2 separate regions of the Homo sapiens genome follow, and region 2 is linked to region 1. Evidence: chromatin loops called from intact Hi-C (ENCODE). Cell type or tissue: heart right ventricle. All regions are shown on one strand. Each heading gives the region's core, and the rest is flanking DNA. Links, peaks and the distances in the headings are about the cores only.

Region 1 (9,800 bases), core at 1,214-9,213:
TCTCAGGATTAATATTTTTGTCTTTTAAGTATATCCTCTGCAAAACACACTCCTGCAGTAAAAGTAAGCCTGTTACTTCAATTTGAAGACCGCCTTTTTCATCCTGCCAGGCCAGATATCCTATGATAAATAGTTTAGTTTTTCTTGCTGATTCCAGGGCACATAAAGTTCTCAACTGTGAAGGTGCCAGAAGCTTTCTGGATTCAAAGTGTCTATCCAGATGGACAGACTGGGGAGCCAGGCTCTTCATTGCTTTCTCTGCTCTAAAAATTCTCAGCATTTCATTTGAACACATCAAAGCAGGCTCAGATTAAAGACAAAATGAGCTTGACACAACAAAAATGGTGCCAGCTTGGACTCCATGACACGTTAGCCTCGAGAAGGCCGGTCTGGGGCCATTGGCCAGCGAAGAATTCACCTGGAGAGCCTGCTGCTGCTCTGTCTCTTGGCCTTGGTGTGAGCATTTTTCACCCAAATTGGGCCACTTCTTATCCTTGTAACAGTGTAACAGCAGATTCTGTCACCCATGGCTGTTTCCCAGCTGTCTGTAGACATGTCTCATAGAATCACGTTTGTTCTCAGTTCATTTTAACAATTAATCATATTTTATCATTATAATAGTACTACATAATTGCTATAGAAAATACAGAAGAGTAGAAAAAAAGGGAGAAACCATTTATAATCCTACCATCTTAGATATAACCCTGTGGATATCGACAGTTCATATATATATATATATATATATATATATATATATTTTTTTTTTTTTTTTTTTTTTTTTGAGACAGTCTTACTCTGTAGCCAGGCTGGAGTGCAGTGGTGCGATCTTGGCTCACTGCAACCTCTGCCTCCAGGGTTCAAGTGATTCTCCTGCTTCAGCCTCCCAAGTAGCTGGGACTACAGGTGCGTGCCACCACGCCCGGCTAACTTTTTCTACTTTTAGTAGAGACGGGGTTTCACCATGTTGGTCAGGATGGTCTTGATCTCTTGACCTCATGATCTGCCTGCCTCAGTCTCCCAAAGTGATGGGATTACAGGTGTGAGCCACCGCCCCTGGCTGATAATTCATATATTTTCAGTTAAGATTCTACACTTAGGATTATTTGTCTGTAATATACATGTGATGAATATATACATATATATCTTCTGAAAAGCACACTTTCTACAGAAAAGGATGGAAAATTGTTTTCCAGTTTAAAGACTATCTTATTTTACCCAGTTAACCAACCAGCAATGTGTAGTTTAGTCTCTCTTGTTAATTGCAGGGCACATAAAGTTCTCAACTGCAGAGGTGCCAGAAATTCTCTTTTTCTAATTCAAACAATAATTTTATAAATTAGATTTGAAAATGTCCCATTTAAAAAAGCTGCTTTTTAAAAACATGATTACTTAAAAATCACAGGCTGATTTTCATATTCCACTTTATTTTTTTAAATATTATTTATTTAAAGAAATAGTATATATATTTCCCAGTGATCATATAAACTCTTTCAGAATCATTTTTTAAAAGCTCCCTTCAGTTCTTCTTACTTGAATGAGTTGTATTCTGGAAAACAAAAACAAAAAAGAAATGATGGTAGGACAGAAAGTTTTGAAGGGCAGCATTGAACTGTGTACATGTACATTGAATTGTACATGACTCCGAGGCTGTTTCAGTGAGCTGATAAGAAAAATGACAACATGACTGTGAAAATCAGGCCAATCAGTAAAAAAGAAAAGTCTTAAGCCAGATAATTAAGTCAAAATAAAAATCAGTTTTGAGGCCCACATTCAAGTTCAGTGAGTCTTCATTTATGCCAATCACCAAATAGTTGTCAGGGGTCTGCTTCTTTTTGTGTAGCATGAACCAAGGTGGAAGTGTCCTCTAGTTGGTGTAGCTATGTAAATTCCAGTGGATCTGAACAGAAGTCTTAACTTGGCCTTCCCCACACAGGAGATGATCACTCTTCCTCAAATTGCCTTTAAATAGAGTGGCGCCTCACCAGCACTGTCAGAGGGCAATTTACTTCTCCACTGAGAGCTGGCAAGCCAACATTTCCACTGCCTGGGAGTGGCTAACGAGAGAATGCAATAACATTGCACAATCACTGTTAAATATGAGGTTGAAAATGTAAACATAGGTCACCTTTTTGTAGAAAATAGATGAAGTATTTAATTCATTTCCTGATACTAAAAAACAGGATTTCTTTTTTTTTTTTTTTTTTTTTTTTTTGAGACGGAATTTCACTCTTGTTGCCCAGGCTGGAGTGCAATGGCACAATCTTAGCTCACTGCAACCTCCACCGCCTGGGTCCAAGCAATTCTCCTGCCTCAGCCTCCCGAGTAGCTAAGATTACAGGTGCCCACCACCACACCTGGCTAATTTTTGTATTTTAAGTAGAAATGGGATTTCACCATGTTGGTCAGGCTGGTCTCGAACTCCTGACCTCAGGTGATCCACCCGCCTCAGCCTCCCATAGTGCTGGGGTTACAGGTGTGAACCACCATGCCCAGCCTGATTTTATTTATTTATTTTTTTAATGAAATGCCACGTAGTGGATTGATAGATGTGTCCATGCACTCATGCATGCTTAATCTTTTTAGGAGCACGAAATGAATATACATTCCAAAAACTCCCAGTAAAAATTGCAAGGTCAGTAGTATTATCAAAATACATTTGCCATCATCGAGACCAAAAAATATTCCCTTGACATCTAACAGATGTAATGAATCTTGTTCTAAACTAGTTATATTGGCCTGTGTGTGAGACGACTGCTGTGTTAGATTCCTAGGGCTGTCATGACAATGTACCACAAACTGGGTGGCTTAAAACAACAGAAATTTATTCTTTTACAGTTCTGGAGGCCAGAAGTTCAGGATCAAGGTGTGGTCACTTCTGGGACCGTAGTGTTCCCTTCAACAGGATGGCAGGGTTGGTTCTTTCTGGGGGTTGAGGGAGAGTCCATTCCAAGTCTCTCTCTTAGATTCTGGTATTTGCCTGGCAATCCTTGGTGTTCCTTGGCTTGTAGGCACACAACTCCAGTCCCTACCTTCTCTACCTCCCTTGTCACATAGCATTCTTTCTACGTCTGTGTCCAAACTCCCCTCTTTATAAGGACACCAGTCACTGGATTAGAGTCCACACTAATCCAGTATAACCTCATCTTAACTTGATGACATCTGCACAGATTCTGTTTCAACATAAGGTCACATTTACAGGGTTAGAAAGATACATGAACGTATCTTTCTGGGGGACACAATTCAACCCAAAACAACTACAGACATTCCTTGATGAATGATTTTTCAAGTTTATGATGAAGTGAAAGTGACATGCATTCAGTGGAAACTGTATTTCTAGTACCCATACAACCATTGTTTTTCACTTTTAGTACAGTATTCAATAGATTATATGAGAGATCTAACACTTTATTATAAAACAGGATTTGTGTTAGATAATTTTGCCCAATTGTAGGCTAATGCAAGTGTTCTGAGCACGTTTAAGGAAGGCTATGTTCAGCTGTGATGTTTGGTAGGTTAGGTATATTAAATGAATTTTCGACTTATAATATTTTCAATTTATGATGGGTTTATTAGGATGTGACCCCATTGTAAGTCAAGGAGCATCTGTACTTACTAAAATCTTCCAACAAACATCTGGAGAGAGCTCATCTGCATAGCTAATTTCTAAAGACATGATGATCACTTAGAAACATAAACCAACAGACTTTTGCAGTGCAGCCAGAGGCGTCCAAGACTTCTCTGTGGCCGCCCAGCTCAGGATAGCAGATCCCTCACACTCCCAACTCCTCAGTCAGAGCTTTCCCTGCGGCTCCCTGTTGCATCTCCCTTTCTTTATATGGATGCTGATGCAATACTGCTAGCACCTTGATGATGAAGAAGAAAACTGAAAGCATACCTATTGAAAACCATGAGTAAGCTACATTTGACTGTTCTCGCCCCTCCATCCTTATTTGGATATTTTTTGTGGCTAGAAGTGCTTGCTCCTCAAACCTAGACCTTCATCTCCAATTGGATTCGTTACTGCTTCCAAACAAATCTCACACGCAGCCCAGCTTCCTCGGGCAGTGGGACAACCCGAATCAAATTGTGTGACAAATACGCAGGAAAATTCCCATGGCAGTCCAAGTGAGATAGATTCACATTAATCCTAGGCTCTGTGCTAGCCCAATAGCTACAGGACCCTGGAGGCTCATGTTGACCTAGTCTACTTTTATATCCAGATTTCTTACTTTTTTTGAATATTTCAGAGGCACTTCACTGATTTACTCTCGATGTGTGGAATGAAGACGCTCTCCATCTGACTCTTGTCTCTCTAACTAGCTACACGTTCTCTAACATAAGTAGGCCTTGGAGATGATGGTGGATGTTTATTTAATTTAATTTACTTCTTTTTTTAACCCAAGCCAAAAATGGTCAATGATGGTAGATGTTATGAAATTAGCTCCTGACTGCGATTTACCTGGAGAATAATAGTTCCTATCTTTTAAAAATGCCCCTGAAAAGAAAAACCTTTCTGTAGGCAATGCTAAATGAGACTGAATCACCCAAATTTCATTCTAGCTCAGGAAGACAGCTTCTCACGCTCTCACATCTGGACTGCAGGCACGGGGAGGCTGGGAGCTGCCATCTCTCACTTCCAAAGGCGTGGCTGGAGGCAGCTGGAAAGCCACATCCTGTCTTATGCCAAAATGACTGAGGACATGAAGTGTGGAAAGTGGAGAGAATTTTCTCTAGCGAATGTAATAAACACTACGAACCTGTGAGTAAAACAAAAACAAAAAATAGCTTCAGGTGAAAAAAATAAATTATCAGAATCTGCCTGTGCCTAAAGGCTTCAAGCTCAATATGCATGATTAGAAGAAAATTTCTCCAGGGAAACTAATATCTTATTGGTACTACCCCTGAGCCATCAGGATGGTTAAATAAGAAAAAACTGGCAACGTGGTCCAAATGCTTCCCTGCTACTGGGACATGTGTGATTGAATTACATAGAGAGACTATCAATCATATTTATTTGGCTTATCATGATTAAATCTTGAGTTTGGGATAAGTCGAAGTGACATCATGCCTTCCAGGGGTCCTTGATTTTGTGATTGAATTACATAGAGAGACTATCAATCATATTTATTTGGCTTATCATGATTAAATCTTGAGTTTGGGATAAGTCGAAGTGACATCATGCCTTCCAGGGGTCCTTGATTGAGATGATAGTGTCGCCTCCTTCCTTGGGGGTTTTCTGAGTCCCAGCACGAAGTAGAGTCTCCTATTTTGCATTCAGTGCAATAAATGCTCCCATGGAGTGTTGCCAGAAATATACATGCATTTAAAAGTTTGGCCTGGCATTCAAAAGTTAAGCAGCCAAAAGCACAAAGCAAAGAATGAGCAAGAGCACAGTGAGAATGTTTGCTTGGCCTAGCATTGAGAAATGAGGCCCCATGAGCAGAGTGGGGCTGTAGTGATTATGAACACAAAGCCATCCCCTCGCCTAGGTGTCCGAGTAGACCCCCCTTCCCCCACTGCCTCCCACCATGTCACCAGATGGCTGGCTTCTCTCAGCCACCGTGGAGGAGGCACCGAGGAGGGCCATTCCCCTCTCCAATGCAGAATCCTCATGGAAGACAAAGGCAGATGGTTTTTCAGATTCGATTCCGAGACCTGATGAATGACCATCTCGACAGACTGCCATTCATGTGTTGTTCCAGTCCCTTCTTTCTGCCTGCCACAAATTTGCTCTCGGTGAACCCCTGGGACAACCAGCCAGGAGCATTTCAGGGCTAATGATCTAAAAGACGAGCAAGGGGAGAAGTCAAAGCCCTGTGTCTGGCTGGTGCAGGACTAAGGAGGGGGCAGACAAGAGCTCTGTGTTATAAACAAGGGCATCGCCTGGGCTCTAGCATCAGGAGCAAATGTTAGACTGTGTGTGTAGGACTAGCTGTAGGTCCAGTGTGATGTGAGACCAGGTTTATTTTGATTTCCTCCCTCCACTTTTTACCTCTGTCCTCTGTCCTAGTGAGCCCCATAAGTACAACCATCACCCTGGGGCCACCCACTGGTTATCTCCAACCTGCAGCAAAAACCCTCGCAGTGTTCCACACTCCAGACCTTCCCAGGTCTGGCCCTATTAAGATGTGCTTGCTCTGCTGCCTGGCAGTGATGTACTGTGTTGCCCTGTGGGTGTGCTTTGGCAGGGCCTCTCATTCTTTGGAGGTAGGCAGGGGGAGGGAAAGGCATTACACCTCCTATATGCTTTGTGAGATCTTTCTGTACAATATCTAATGGAATACTTCCTGCCATCCTAGGGGGCAGGGGGCATTAGCACCATATTCCAGACAAGCAAAAGCTGAGAGAGGTCAAGTTGGAAATGTTGGAAATCTCACACCAGTCCAGAACAGAACCAGGATTCCAGCTCTGTTTGCTCAAAGCCCATGTTCTTTCTCCAACCTCATGGGAACAGGCAGTGGGAGCCTAAGGCCAATGAGTCACGGTTAGCCTAGAGGATCCTTTGCAGCAAGCTGTATCACACCCCAGAGTGCCTGCTGATTGGTGTGATGATCCCAGGCCTCTGAAGAGGCAGTCGAGCCCTGGCTCTTTGTCTGGGAGCCTCTAATGGCAGCTTCCACTTGGTTCCTTCACTTCAAGTTACTGTTGTAGGTGCATTTCTCCCTCTATGGAACCTTAGATATTGTCACTGTGCATTTATGTCCCTGGTTCCCCAGCACATGCTTGTGAAATCGGTAAATTCAATCTAATGAGTATACACAATGCATTGCTATAAAATGCACCTATAAGCAGTGCAGTTCTAAGGCTGGGACCCGAATTAGCGATTTGTCATCTGAAGAGGAGATTCCATCGGCCACCAAGGTGCATATATGAGCAGGGTTTCTCTGAACAGCAGGACTTGAACACCTGCAGGACTTTTCAGGCAATTCTCTTCCTTTTTTTTCTGTATCCTAAACAGCATTCGGAGTTAAAAGAGACAGTCAAGACACATCTGTTGGGTTGATGATGCAAAGGCTATACATTTAAGAAGAAACGCAACTTTGAATGTGAAAATCCTGGAACATGTTCTTGGTCCTCTGACCCAGAACAGAATTTTAAAAAAATTTTCACTTCCACTGAAAAACAAAGTAATAAAGTTATTGTAGAAGACAATTCTCAATTGTTGCAATAATAAGAAATAGAGTCAACATTCATGCCATATTCTCCACGTGTCATTTTAACCACAGGTTTCTACCCTTTTGCCTAATAATTATTGAACTGAAGTTACTCATACCTTAAGGAGTGAATGGTTTCTTCTTGCTCTGCCCCAGGATATGATCCAGAGGCAGTGGTCATTCCAAACTGAGGGTCAATAAAGATGAAGGCAGCTTCCATAATCCATATTTGTTTGATCATGAATTATTGAGTCAGTTTATTTAACAGTCATTTCTTTAGTGTTTATCATATGGCCCTTACTGTGTTATGATTTCTCTTTAATCACAGATGGTGCTCACACAAAGGTCCCAGGACTTGGCTGTGCTACTGGCCTTCAAGGAGCTCTCTTTGAGGGGCTAATAAAAGATTTAACAAAGCATGGAAGGAAAGAGGAATAATAGGAATGCAGAACTTTTGTTCCTATTGAGACCATAACTACAAGATGGGGATGTGGGGGATGAGGGTTTCCCCAGGGTCCCCCATGAAGGCAAAATAGAAAACCATAGTGGAAAATAGCAACTCAAATGGCTACATGGCATTCCTTATTGCCTTGAAATTAGGGTGGTACAGACCAAGCAAAAGATCCTCTGGATATGTGTGGCTTTGAGTGTGAGGGTGGAGGTAGGAATGAGTGGGGAGAGGTGGGAATAGAGGAGGATTCAGGAAAAGGCAAAAGCTAGGTGGTTCTGAGGTTCTGAACCTGCTCCTCCCAACATCCTGGTTCGTTACTGCCCATGCTTGGATCCCTCTGGGCTGCTCCTTGGCTGGCTGACCGGGAGTCCCAGAGGTGCCTTGCAACAGGAAAGTCCTGGGTCAGGACCAGACTGCCCAGTCTAGTGATACTGTGGATGGGTGTGGCCTCGTGGGGCTGTGGTGGCCTCATGGGTGACCATTGCTGGCAGGAAGAAGGGCTCCAGCTCCAGGCAGCCTGCTGCCAATTGCCTCCCTGCATTCAGCTCCTTGTCACTCCCCTGGAAGGAAGGGCTGGGGGGACTTCACTTCTCTCTGCTGCGTCTGGTCATGACCGCCTTGCAACCAGCTGCTTCTGCTCCTGCCTGGAGCCTCCCACTGAACCCCATGACAAGGACACTGTGCTGGGATTGTTTTTATTAGAAACAGGTTCTAACGTCATGCTTTCATTCAATCATTTTACTGACAGGCACAGAACACCGCCATGGAGCACACACCATGCTTGGTGCAGGGAAAAAATAAGTAAGACAAGGTCTGATATTGGGAGCTCAAGTTTAGAATGAGACAGCTATACAAACAAGAACAAGTGGCAATAGACTGTAATACATACTGCATGATTTCAATTGTATGACATTTTTGAAAATGTCATATAGAGAGGCCAAACTAGAGAGACCAAAAACAGATCAGGAGCTGGGGGGAGGAATCAACTACAGAGAGATGTAAGGGATTTTTTGGGTGGGGGCAGTAATGAAACTATGTTGTTGGTGTTGATTACACTACTAACTGTATTTATCAAAACTCACAGAAATGTACCCTAAAAGGAGTGAATTTTACTGTATGTATTGTAAGTTGATATTCATAAAAGGAAAATAAATTGCAATTGAGTCTGGTAAGCACTGTAATGGCATAACGCACAAAAAGTCACAAAGGAGGAGGTAAGCAGCTCTTCCTGTAAAGGTACGGGAAAGAGAATCAGGAAGACTTTACAGAGAGGAGAACAATTAACTTGTGGTTCTAAAGATGACAGGAGTTTGCCAGGGAGACAGGAGAGAGAGAACATTTCGTGTAGAGGCACCAGCAGGTGCAAAGGTACGGAGGTCAGGCAGCAAGCCCCATGTGTTCTGTGAGCTTCACCTCATGTGGTACATCTGGCCCATCTGCAGGAGTCTGAGCATGGACAGTCCTATATGTGATTGGGTGAGGACAATGCTTTTTTCTTTGCTTTTCAACATTTAAAAAATTGGGCTAAAATATACGTAACATGAAATATGCCATTTAAGCATTTTGAGTTTAGTGGCATCGATTACACTCACAATGTTGTGCTTCCACCACCACTATGCATTTTTTTTTTTTTTTTTTTGAGATGGAGTCTCACTCTGTCACCAGGCTGGAGTGCAGCGGCGCAATCTTGGCTCACTGCAACCGCCAACTCCCTGCTTCAAGTAATTCTCTTGCCTCAGCCTCCCGAGTAGTTGGGATTAAAGGTGTGTGCTACCATACCCAGCTAATTTTTGTATTTTTAGTAGAGATAGATATATTGTCACCATGATGGCCAGGATGGTCTTGATCTCCTGACCCTGTGATCCACCCATCTCGAACTCCTGACCTCAAATAATCCACCTGCCTCGGCCTCCCAAAGTGCTGGGATTACAGGAGTGAGCCACAGTGCCGGATCAACCGCTATGCATTTCTAAAACCCTTTCCTCACATCACCCTACACTGAAACTCTGTACCCATTAAGCAATAACTCCCCATTCCTCTCTCCGCCCAGCCCCTGGTAACCTCTAATCTACTTGCTGTCTATGAACTTGCCTGTTCCAGATAGTTCATATAAATGGAATCATACAATCTATGTTCTTTTGTGACTGGCTTATTTCATTTAGCATATTTTCTATTTGTTTTTAATGAGGCTTTTG
Region 2 (9,800 bases), core at 585-8,584, 75 kb before region 1:
CGTGGGACCCTCCAAGCCAGGCGCGGGATATAATCTTCTGGTGTTCCGTTTGCTAAGACCGTTGGAAAAACACAGTATTAGGGTGGGAGTGACCCAATTTCCCAGGTGCCATCTGTCACAGCTTCCCTTGGCTAGGAAAGGGAATTCCTTGACCCCTTGCACTTCCCGGGTGAGGTGATGCCTCGCCCTGCTTCGGCTCACGCTCGGTGGGCTGCACCCATTGTCCTGCACCCACTATATGACAAGCCCCAGTGAGATGAACCCAGTACCTCAGTTGGAAATGCAGAAATCACCCATCTTCTGCGTCGCTCAGGCTGGGAGCTGTAGACTGGTGCTGTTCCTATTCGGCCATCTTGGAACCACCCCCTACTCATATTATTTTTAATTAAATTATTTTCTTAAAATGTTAAGAATGGTCAATTTGGGAAAGTTACTCTTCTAGCTTAAATTAATCATCTAATATGTGACCACACATATACTATGTTTTCAAACAGAGCGAAAGTGGATATACCATTGCTCTTTTCTTTGTAATAATCTGATGTGCCTATTCTGGAAAACCTCCCTTTTGCACTTGTGATTATTTTTGGTGTGCTTCTCAGGTAATTATAAGTTATATAAGTTATTCAAGTCACCTGGGGAACAAAAAAAGGGTTTTACAGTTTCAGAGTAGACTGCTATCCCTTTTGTCCATCCTGGGATAGCCACTTGAACTACTCAAGGGAGACTTCAGCTGTCCATCTAGTGGTTCTAATTGAGAAATGAGATATGTAAGCATTTCTTCCAGAAATGACTCATGTGTTGCCATAATTTGAAAAGCAAAAATATAATAACAGGCTTACATCTGCAATCTGCAGTACATACAACTTATCAATGAACCCAGAATAAAGGTATTTAGGGAAAAAGTTTTCCCAGCTTTTGATTTTTCTTGGCTGCCTGTTCGAAGTCCCAAAGGAGTAAGGTAGACAGTACTTTGGGGAATGAAAAAGCCATTTGCTTCCCTCCTATGACAGCTGGGAATCTAATTTCCCAATTTTTTAGTAAAACTCCTTCTCTGGGTACAAAGAATTTAACAAGAAACAACATCTCTTCGCAATCTCTGCATCAAAGCATGAACTAGATGACTGCTACTGAACCAACAGCCCTACTATTCTGTAATAGAAATATTCACCTTTGTAAGATTAAAAAGGAATAATTTCAGAGCAAAAAGCAAGTACTATTAATGCCTGTCCTGATTATATGCAGTAGCAAAGCAAAGGTATTTTGACAATTAGAAAGTGTTTGGAAAATATAGATACAGGCACAAGAATGGAAAAAATGACTTTCAAAAAAATGCACATACTGAATCCTTCTATGCCTAGCATATCAGTATGGAAGAAAACTACAAGAATTATATTAAAAACACTCTTGACCACATTGAAATACTTGATAATATATTGAGACCCATATAGCTTTCACCAAATTATACAATATTCCTCACCTCCTTGCTGTATCTGCTGTTGTTGACAAATCTGCCTCCTTGAGTTTCTCCCTATATGCCTTAAATGACAATCCAGCATTTTTTTTTTCTTTTTTCCTATAACTCTGTTCCTTTTCTCACGTTCATAATTCCCTTTTTCCCAAATAGAGGGGTTGTGCCTTCAGGGTATCCTCCCTCCCTCCCTTGGTGACTCATCTAATCTCATATTGATATTTTTTCAACTGAATGCTCACAAAAATTTATACTTTTTAGACTTCTCTTCTTTCCTGATGAGTAATTTCACACTCTTACAGAAGTTAAGGAGAGGTAAAATGACTCACAGATTCCTATACTACTTGCTCTTTTAAAAAAGATAATTCTTGCTGGGCGCGGTGGCTCACGCCTGTAATCCCAGCACTTTGGGAGGCCGAGGTGGGTGGATCACCTGAGGTCAGGAGTTCAAGACCAGCCTGACCAACATGGAGAAAACCCGTCTCTACTAAAAATACAAAATTAGCCGGGGTGGTAGTGCATGCCTGTAATCCCAGCTATTCGGGAGGCTGAGGCAGGAGAATCGCTTGAACCAGGGAGACGGAGGTTGCGGTGAGCCAAGATCGCGTCATTGTACTCCAGCCTGGGCAACAAGAGCAAAACTCCGTCTCAAAAGAAAAAAAAAAAAAAAAAGATAATTCTACAAGCTTGATTATATGTCTTTCTATATGATAGTTGACTAAAATCAGAAAAGTTAAAAGAAAGGCTGATGACAGCTTACTTAATGATAGAAAAAAAAAGAACGCTGACATTAAGAGAAGAAAAAAACTAAAAAATCACAAAAAGTAAAACAAAAAGCTTAGCAGTCTGGGACCACTTGGAATACAAGTCAAAAACAAACAAACAAAAAAACAAAAAAAGTCAAAGATCTTTTTAGTCCACTGAAAGTATTATATAAACCATACAAGTGCACTGTCCAATAATAGTAGCCACTAGATACACATAGATATTTTCATTAAAATTAAACATAAGTAAAAATTCGCTTCCTCAAACACTAGCCATGAAGAAAGTGCCCAATAGACACAAGTAGCCCAGCACGTGGCTACCTTACTAGACGACACAATAAAGAACATTTCCATGATTGTGCTAAGTTCTATCAGACACCTGCAGTGCTAATTCAACATTCATTGAGTTTTCCTTATTTAGTAGGCACTGTGCTAGACACAGCAGTTTAGAAAGATGAGGCCTCTCTGCCCTCAGAGTAAGTACATAGTCTGTTTAGTGGGAGAAACACATAAAAACACTTACAATTGCTAGAGTACAGGTAATGAAATTTATGAAAGAGCAACTAATTCTGTGGCCTAGCTCTGAATTTCAGACCAATTAGCTAAGATTCCAATCCTTTTACCTAATTTCTTTTTTTTTTTTTTTTTAAGACGGAGTCTCGCTCTTTCGCCCAGGCCAGACTGCAGTGGCGCTATCTCGGCTCACTGCAAGCTCCGCCTCCCGGGTTCACGCCATTCTCCTGCGTCAGCCTCCCGAGTAGCTGGGACTACAGGACCCCACCACCGCGCCCGGCTAATTTTTTGTATTTTTAGTAGAGACGGGGCCTAATTTCTATAATTTACCTTCTCTGTAGACTTAGCCTTGTTCATCTAGCAGTAGACTGTATAACAAATAATGCTGAGACTCACTACTACTTAGAAATCCCCGGGCCATCAGAACCAGAAGTACTGATGCCTGCATAGTTAATTTAAGTTAGCACTGTTCCTCTGGAGTCTACGCTTTACATTGCTGGCAATCCGTGATGGAAGCAGCTATCCTGCCACTCTGGCTACTTTTCCTTGGTCCCTCCCAGAAGTCAGCTTTGTGCCAACTGTCATTTTTAATTTGGATTTCCCAGCATGTTCTATACTTACAGTGTCTAGCTGCCTGACAAAGTTATAAAACATTACCAAGGAATTAGCACTGCAGTTGAGGACAAGTTTCAGGTGCAAATGGAGCAAGATAAAGAGAAGTCAAGGTCCACTTTAAGCAGAAAGTGAAGGCTCTGCAAAGGATGAGAGAGAAGCACAGGAGTTAAAAGAAAGATTATGGACAAGCAGGGGTTCATTACAACTCAAACACAGGGTACATACAAGGGGCCAACAGGAGATGAGGCTGGAATGCGGCCCAACTGCCAAGACAAGAGCATTAATGCTGTCATGGTAAGAAGGTTGGCCTGGATTAGCATGTGAGTGATAGCCAGCCATTAGTAGGTAGTACAGTCAGACACTGAGATCTGTATTTTCCATAGACAAATCTGGGAAAACGGTGGAAGGCGGACCGCAGTGGATGACTAAAATAAAAAGACGTCTGGATGGAGATCGGGTTAAAAAGTAGTGGAGATAAAAGAGGAAATTGATTTGAAACATATTAGAGAAAAATGATTGGCTTTATTGATGGGATCTATCTAGGACACTGGCACCCAAAAATGTTTGCTGCCCAAATTAGTGAGGAAAATAATGAGACCACTTAGATCACACAGGACAGAAAACAAATACCACAAGAAACATAAAAATTTGAGAACATGGCAGAAGACACACTGTGAGATTTAAAAAGAACAAAGACTCCAATGAGGCAATATTCCCTCTGCCTACAATATAATTCCCTAAGATAGCTGCATGGCTTGCTCCCCACCTCCTTTAGACTCCTGCATAAATGTCAACATCTCTGTGAGCCCTTCCCTGATCCCACTATTTAAAACTGAACACAGACATACTCAGCACTCCCAACCCCCTTTACTGCTTTATTTTTCTCTGTAATACTTACCACCATCTAATATACAATATATTTCACTTATTTTGTTCAATGTCTGTATCTTTACTATTTAAATGTAAACTCTATTAGGAGAAGGATTTGTTTGCTTCATTCACCACTATACACCAGCACCTAAAAAAGCATCTGACACATAGGAGGTACTCAACAAGTACTTATTGACTGTCTGAATAAATAACGCAGTGGCTCACGCCTGTAATCTCAGCACTTTGGGAGGCCGCAGCGGGCAGATCACGAGGTCAAGAGTTCGAGACCAGCCTGGCCAACATGGTGAAACCCCGTCTGTACTAAGACTACAAAAATTAGCCAGGCACAGGTGGCGCGTGCCTGTAATCCCAGCTACTCAGGAGGCTGAGGCAGGAGAATCACTTGAACCCAGGAGCTTCCAGTGAGCTGAGATCGCGCCACAGTGCACTCCAGCCTGGGTGACAGAGCAAGACTCTGTCTCAAGAAAAAAAAAAAAAAAGGAGTAAGAAGAACAGAATGAATACATGTAGACTAGTATGTAATCATAAAAATGATACCTAACATGAAAAATCTGTTGATCTTTTTGGATGCTCAAATGAAAAAATATGGATAACTAAATAGTTCTTTAAATATAAAAGGCTCAAAAATGTTTTCTTCATATATGACATAATATATTCAAATATATATAATTATAATACAGTCTTTCTCTTTACAGTCACAAAATAATGAGAAAGATTTTATAGCTGGAAAAATCACTCACAATAATTGATAGCCACATAGCAAATCCACCACTTAAAGTACTTAAGTCCTATTAAAGACACCAAACTTCAGTTAATGCTTTCTCAAAACTTCCATTCAAATTTCAAATTTATTTTCTGACATTTTGGCTTAATGATAAAAAAATGTTAAAATTCACATTTAAATTATTAAATTACATGCTAATTTAAAATGTTAAAAATTAAATGTTAAGCAAAGGCAAGAAGCTGAGGTTGAAATATCAGAGTATTAGTATAACTGTAACCACTGGCTTTAAAATATAGTAAAGAGGATATGACAAAGTGAAGAATGGTCAAAAAGTTAGAAAAGTAAAAACTCCAAGAACACAAAAAAGGCTACTTAGCTAGCTGGCTTCAGGAAAATAATCAAACATTACTAAGCTTCACTTTCTCTATCAATGAAATGAAGTTAATAGTAGCACCTACCTACCTGACAGGATTGTTTTGAGAGTTTTCCGATGGATTAAATTTGTTTCAAGTAATAAGCTTGGCACAGTGTCTGTAAGCGATCATCTTACTCCTTTAATCCACAAACATTTATGAAAAATCTACTATACAAAAGGCACTATACTAAGTACTGGTCATGGCAGCAAATAAAATATATAAATATAAATATATATATATATATAAATATATATATATATATAAATATATATATATATATATATATATATATATATATATATATATATATATATATATATATATCTCCACCCTCCTGGAATCTATGGCCTACTGGGGAGGACAAATAACTGAATTACAAAGTGTGATACATGCTCCAGAAGAAATCAATATGGTCTTGCAACAGAAACCAAGGGAGTAAAGGCTCTCAACTTTAGATGTCAGGAAAAGCTTCTCTGAAGAAAGAAAAACTACCCATGCAGATGCAGAGAGGGTATAGAAGTATACTGATGAGCATCCTAAGCAAAGACTCTGTGATGCAGAGAGGGTATAGAAGTATGCTGATAAATATCCAGGCCAGGTGCAGTGGCTCACGCCTGTAATCCTAGTAACTCCCAGTGGGTGGCTCCCACTTTGGGAGGCCCAGGCAGCTGGATCATGAGGTCAAGAAATCAAGACCATCCTGGCCAACATGGTGAATCCCCATCTCTACTAAAAACACAATAATTAGCTGGGTGCGGTGGTGCGTGCCTGTAGTCCCATCTACTCGGGAGGCTGAGGCAGGAGAATCACTCGAACCTGGGAGGCGGAGGTTGCAGTGAGTTGAGATCGCGCCACTGCACTCCAGCCTGGCAACAGAGCTAGACGCTGTCTCAAAAAAAAAAAAAAAAAAAAAAAAAAAAGTATATTGATGAATATCCAAGGCAAAGACTCAGCCTTGCTGTGGGATAGGGCTTGTAGCATGTTTGAGGAACTGAAAGGGAGCCAATACAATTAAAGCATAGCAAATCAAATGAGATGACATAGTCATGTTAGACAGGAGCTAGATCATGCAGGACCCTGAAGGCCCAAGGAAAGGATTTGTAATTTTATTCTATGGAAATTTATTCTTCAATGGAAAACACTCAAGGTATTTTTGGAAAAGGTACTACAGGGAATGTGAATCAAAGTAGAAGGATTAGTTCCAAGATTAATACAATAGTCCAGGAGAGAGAGGGTACTTGAACTAGGTTGGTAGCATGATGAAGAGAAGTAGATGGATTCTAGATATACTTTGAAAGTGACTGAATATAAAGAATGAGGAAAAGAGAGGAATCAAGGATGGCTCCAAGAGACGTCTGACTTAAGCAACTGCTTGGCTGATGGTGCCATGGTAAGTAACATAGTAATTAGTTTTAGCAGTTCTTAGCAACTAGAAGGATAAAAGAGAGAGAGGACTGCCAATTCTACAGCACAAAACAGCAAAAATAAATAAATAAACAAATAAATAAATAAATAAATAAAATAAAACCAGGGTACGAAAAGAAAAGGCAATTAGGCTACCTATGAGAGAACAGCAATATCAGACCAAATTTCCCATGGAAAACAACTATAAAAGTGATATAAAATGCCCCTAAATCCCCAGCTATTTGAAGGTTTCCGGAGAACAACCAAGGGTCAGGACTTGAGGAGCCAAGATCCCTTAGAGAAGGGAAACACTTTGAAGATCTCCCTTCAATTCCCCCTTGAGGTATTTGCCAATTACCAGTACAGAGCAAAAGGCCAAGCAGAAAGCAGCATCCCAGAACTTGTATGAATCTCACTGGGCTGGGAAGACACAAAAAGTGGATGTTGTACCACCAAAGGGCCAGGAATTGAGGATCTCAGGAAAATAAAAAGGAACCTCAAAGAAAGGGGCCCAATATTCTGTTCAACTTTTCCTCTCCAGGAATGTGCTGAATTGTAAACAGCATGGACTGAAATTCAGAAAATCCCAACAAAAAGATGTTGAAAAGAGGTTTTAAAAATAGCTTTCATCAGCCTCATGATACCTGAAATTCAGGACTTGCCAAGGAAGAGGTATCTTGGTAAACATGGCAAACTTTCAACTGAGACCTTAGCTAAGGGCTATACACCAGTAGTCCACCAATAGTGAGGCTATCAGAATTTCCTGACTGCCCTGAATTCAGGCTCATGTCTTATCAGTCACTTACGAATCAAAGTAATCAATGTTTTTCTAACTACTCACCAGAGGATATTAAATCCTATACGGAGAAACATAACCATAATTCAGATTCTCTATAATTTTTCATCACAATGTTAATAAAACATTGCCAGGCACCCAAGGAAAAAGGATCAAATAATCAAAAACAAAACAACAGAAACAGGCTCACAGACAATCTAGGTATGACGGTCATCAGACAGGAATTTTGCAACAGTAGTTAATATACTCAAGAAAACAGATGAAAACATAAGAATTTGAATCTATGTAAATTTTAGGATAAAAAATACAAAAACTAAAATTAAAAACTCAATAATTAGAAATAACTGGATACTGGACAGTGAAAATACAAGTGAACATGAAGATAGGTTGCTAGAAAATCTCTAGGCTTACGAGAAGGGGAAAAAAGAATGGAAACAGTGACATGACCTAACATACACGTAATTGTAGTCCCATAAGGAAAGAAGACAATTGAATAGAAATAATACTTAAAGAATATTAGCTAATTCCCGGGCCAGGTGCCTATAATCCCAACACTTTGTAATCATGCCTGTAATCATGCCTGTAATCCCAACACTTTGTAATCATGCTTGTAATCCCAACATTTTGGGAGGCTGAGGCAGGCGGATCACTTGAGGCCAGGAGTTTGAGAACAGCCTGGCCAATACGGCAAAACCACGTCTCTATGAAAAATACAAAAATTAGCCGGGCGTGGTGATATGCGCCTGTAATCCCAGCTACTAGGGAGGCTGAGGCACTAGAATCACTTGAACCCAGGAGGCGGAGGTTGCAGGGAACTGAAATTGCACCACTGCACACCAGCAAGACTCTGTCTCAATAATAATAATAATAATAATAATAATAATTTTAGCTAATTCCCAAATGACAAAAGATAGTAAGCCAAAGATTGACTCAGGACCTCAAGATACTCTACAAGCTTTATGTAGATTACAAAAAAAAAAGCTACACAAGAGCACATCAATAGTAAAATTGGTGAAAACCAAAGACAAGATATAATCTTTAAAACAGCCAAAGGAAAACACATTAACTTCAAAGGAGTAACAATAAAATCAAAAGCCTGAGTTAACATAAACAGTGGCAGCCAGGTGATGATAAAATAACATCTTGAAGGTGCATAAAGTAGGGACCCTTTAAAAGTGAAGGTAAAATGAACACATTTTCAGGCAAACCAAAACAGGGAATTCATTACCAGAAGACCTGCACTAAAAGTTCCTTGGATAAAACGATAATTACCCAGATGCACATACAATCAAAAAGAAAGAAATGAAGACCTCCAGAAAGGTAAATTTGAGGACAAAGTGAAATGAGCAATGATTATTTTAACAACAACATTACTCTTATTACCACTGTTATAATTACTTTAACAATAATAATAATGACATCTTTGGGGTTGAAAACAAAGCAAAGACTGGAAGAGGGGTAAATGGAATTAAATTAAAAGGCCATTCCATTACCCTGAAGTGGCAAAGGCAAAAATTTATGACAGACAAAAAAGTTAAAGATGAACATTGTAATCTCTATGCTAACCAGTAAAGATAGTAAAAGAATTTATAACAGAGAAGCTGAGAGAAAGGTATATGGGAAACTGTTTGATTAATCCAAAAGAAAACAAAATGGAAGGGAAAGTTATAAAGGACTTAATGATGGAAGTAAAATACAAATTGCAAAACTGTAAATTCAAACCCAAATAATGTGGTACAGTAATTACATTAAAGGTAAACCAGAGATTATCAAACTTAGTAAAAAAGCAAAAACCCAACTATATGATGCTTAAAGAGATTCATCTTACGTATAAGGACGAAGAGAGATTTAAAGGAAATGGATAGAAAAAAAAAGAATGCTATATTAACATCCCCTCTGGAAAAAAACTTTAAAGCAAAAAATGTTACTAGACAGGAAGACAGAACAATCATAAATTTATTTGTAGCTAATAACTTAGCCTCCAAATATGAGGCACAATTTGAGAGAACTAAAAACATACAGACAAATCCTCACATATTTGGCAATGTTAACACAAGTTTCTCAATTGAGTGATTTAAAAAAGACAAAAAAAGTCAAGTGTGATACAATAGATTGAACATGATTAATAAATTTAATTGCTATATATGGCACACTGTCAATTTTCTAAAACTGACCATAAAGCAAGTGTCAACAAATTACCCACAAGTGA

The links. Hi-C counts contacts between places; a loop is a spot of excess contacts. Peaks named below come from ENCODE experiments on the same cell type or tissue, not always from the same donor. Only the 100,000 strongest peaks of a DNase experiment are listed, where the experiment ranks them.
Region 2: a loop joins it to region 1, with 10 times the contacts of the local background. A loop is called at or near these places in 4 of 110 quality-filtered maps.

What each region holds. Positions count from the first base shown.
Region 1 is chr13:29,903,992-29,913,791 of GRCh38, forward strand. No RefSeq gene overlaps it. Among named protein-coding and RNA genes, the nearest start is that of LINC00572, 18 kb to the right of the region's middle. In heart right ventricle, for the core only: no CTCF peak of the experiment used is centred there; a DNase peak (open chromatin) is centred at 4,639; H3K27me3 peaks cover 921 bases.
Region 2 is chr13:29,829,471-29,839,270 of GRCh38, forward strand. All of the region lies in intron 1 of UBL3 (ubiquitin like 3), which reads right to left. Among named protein-coding and RNA genes, the nearest start is that of UBL3, 16 kb to the right of the region's middle. In heart right ventricle, for the core only: no CTCF peak of the experiment used is centred there; no DNase peak of the experiment used is centred there.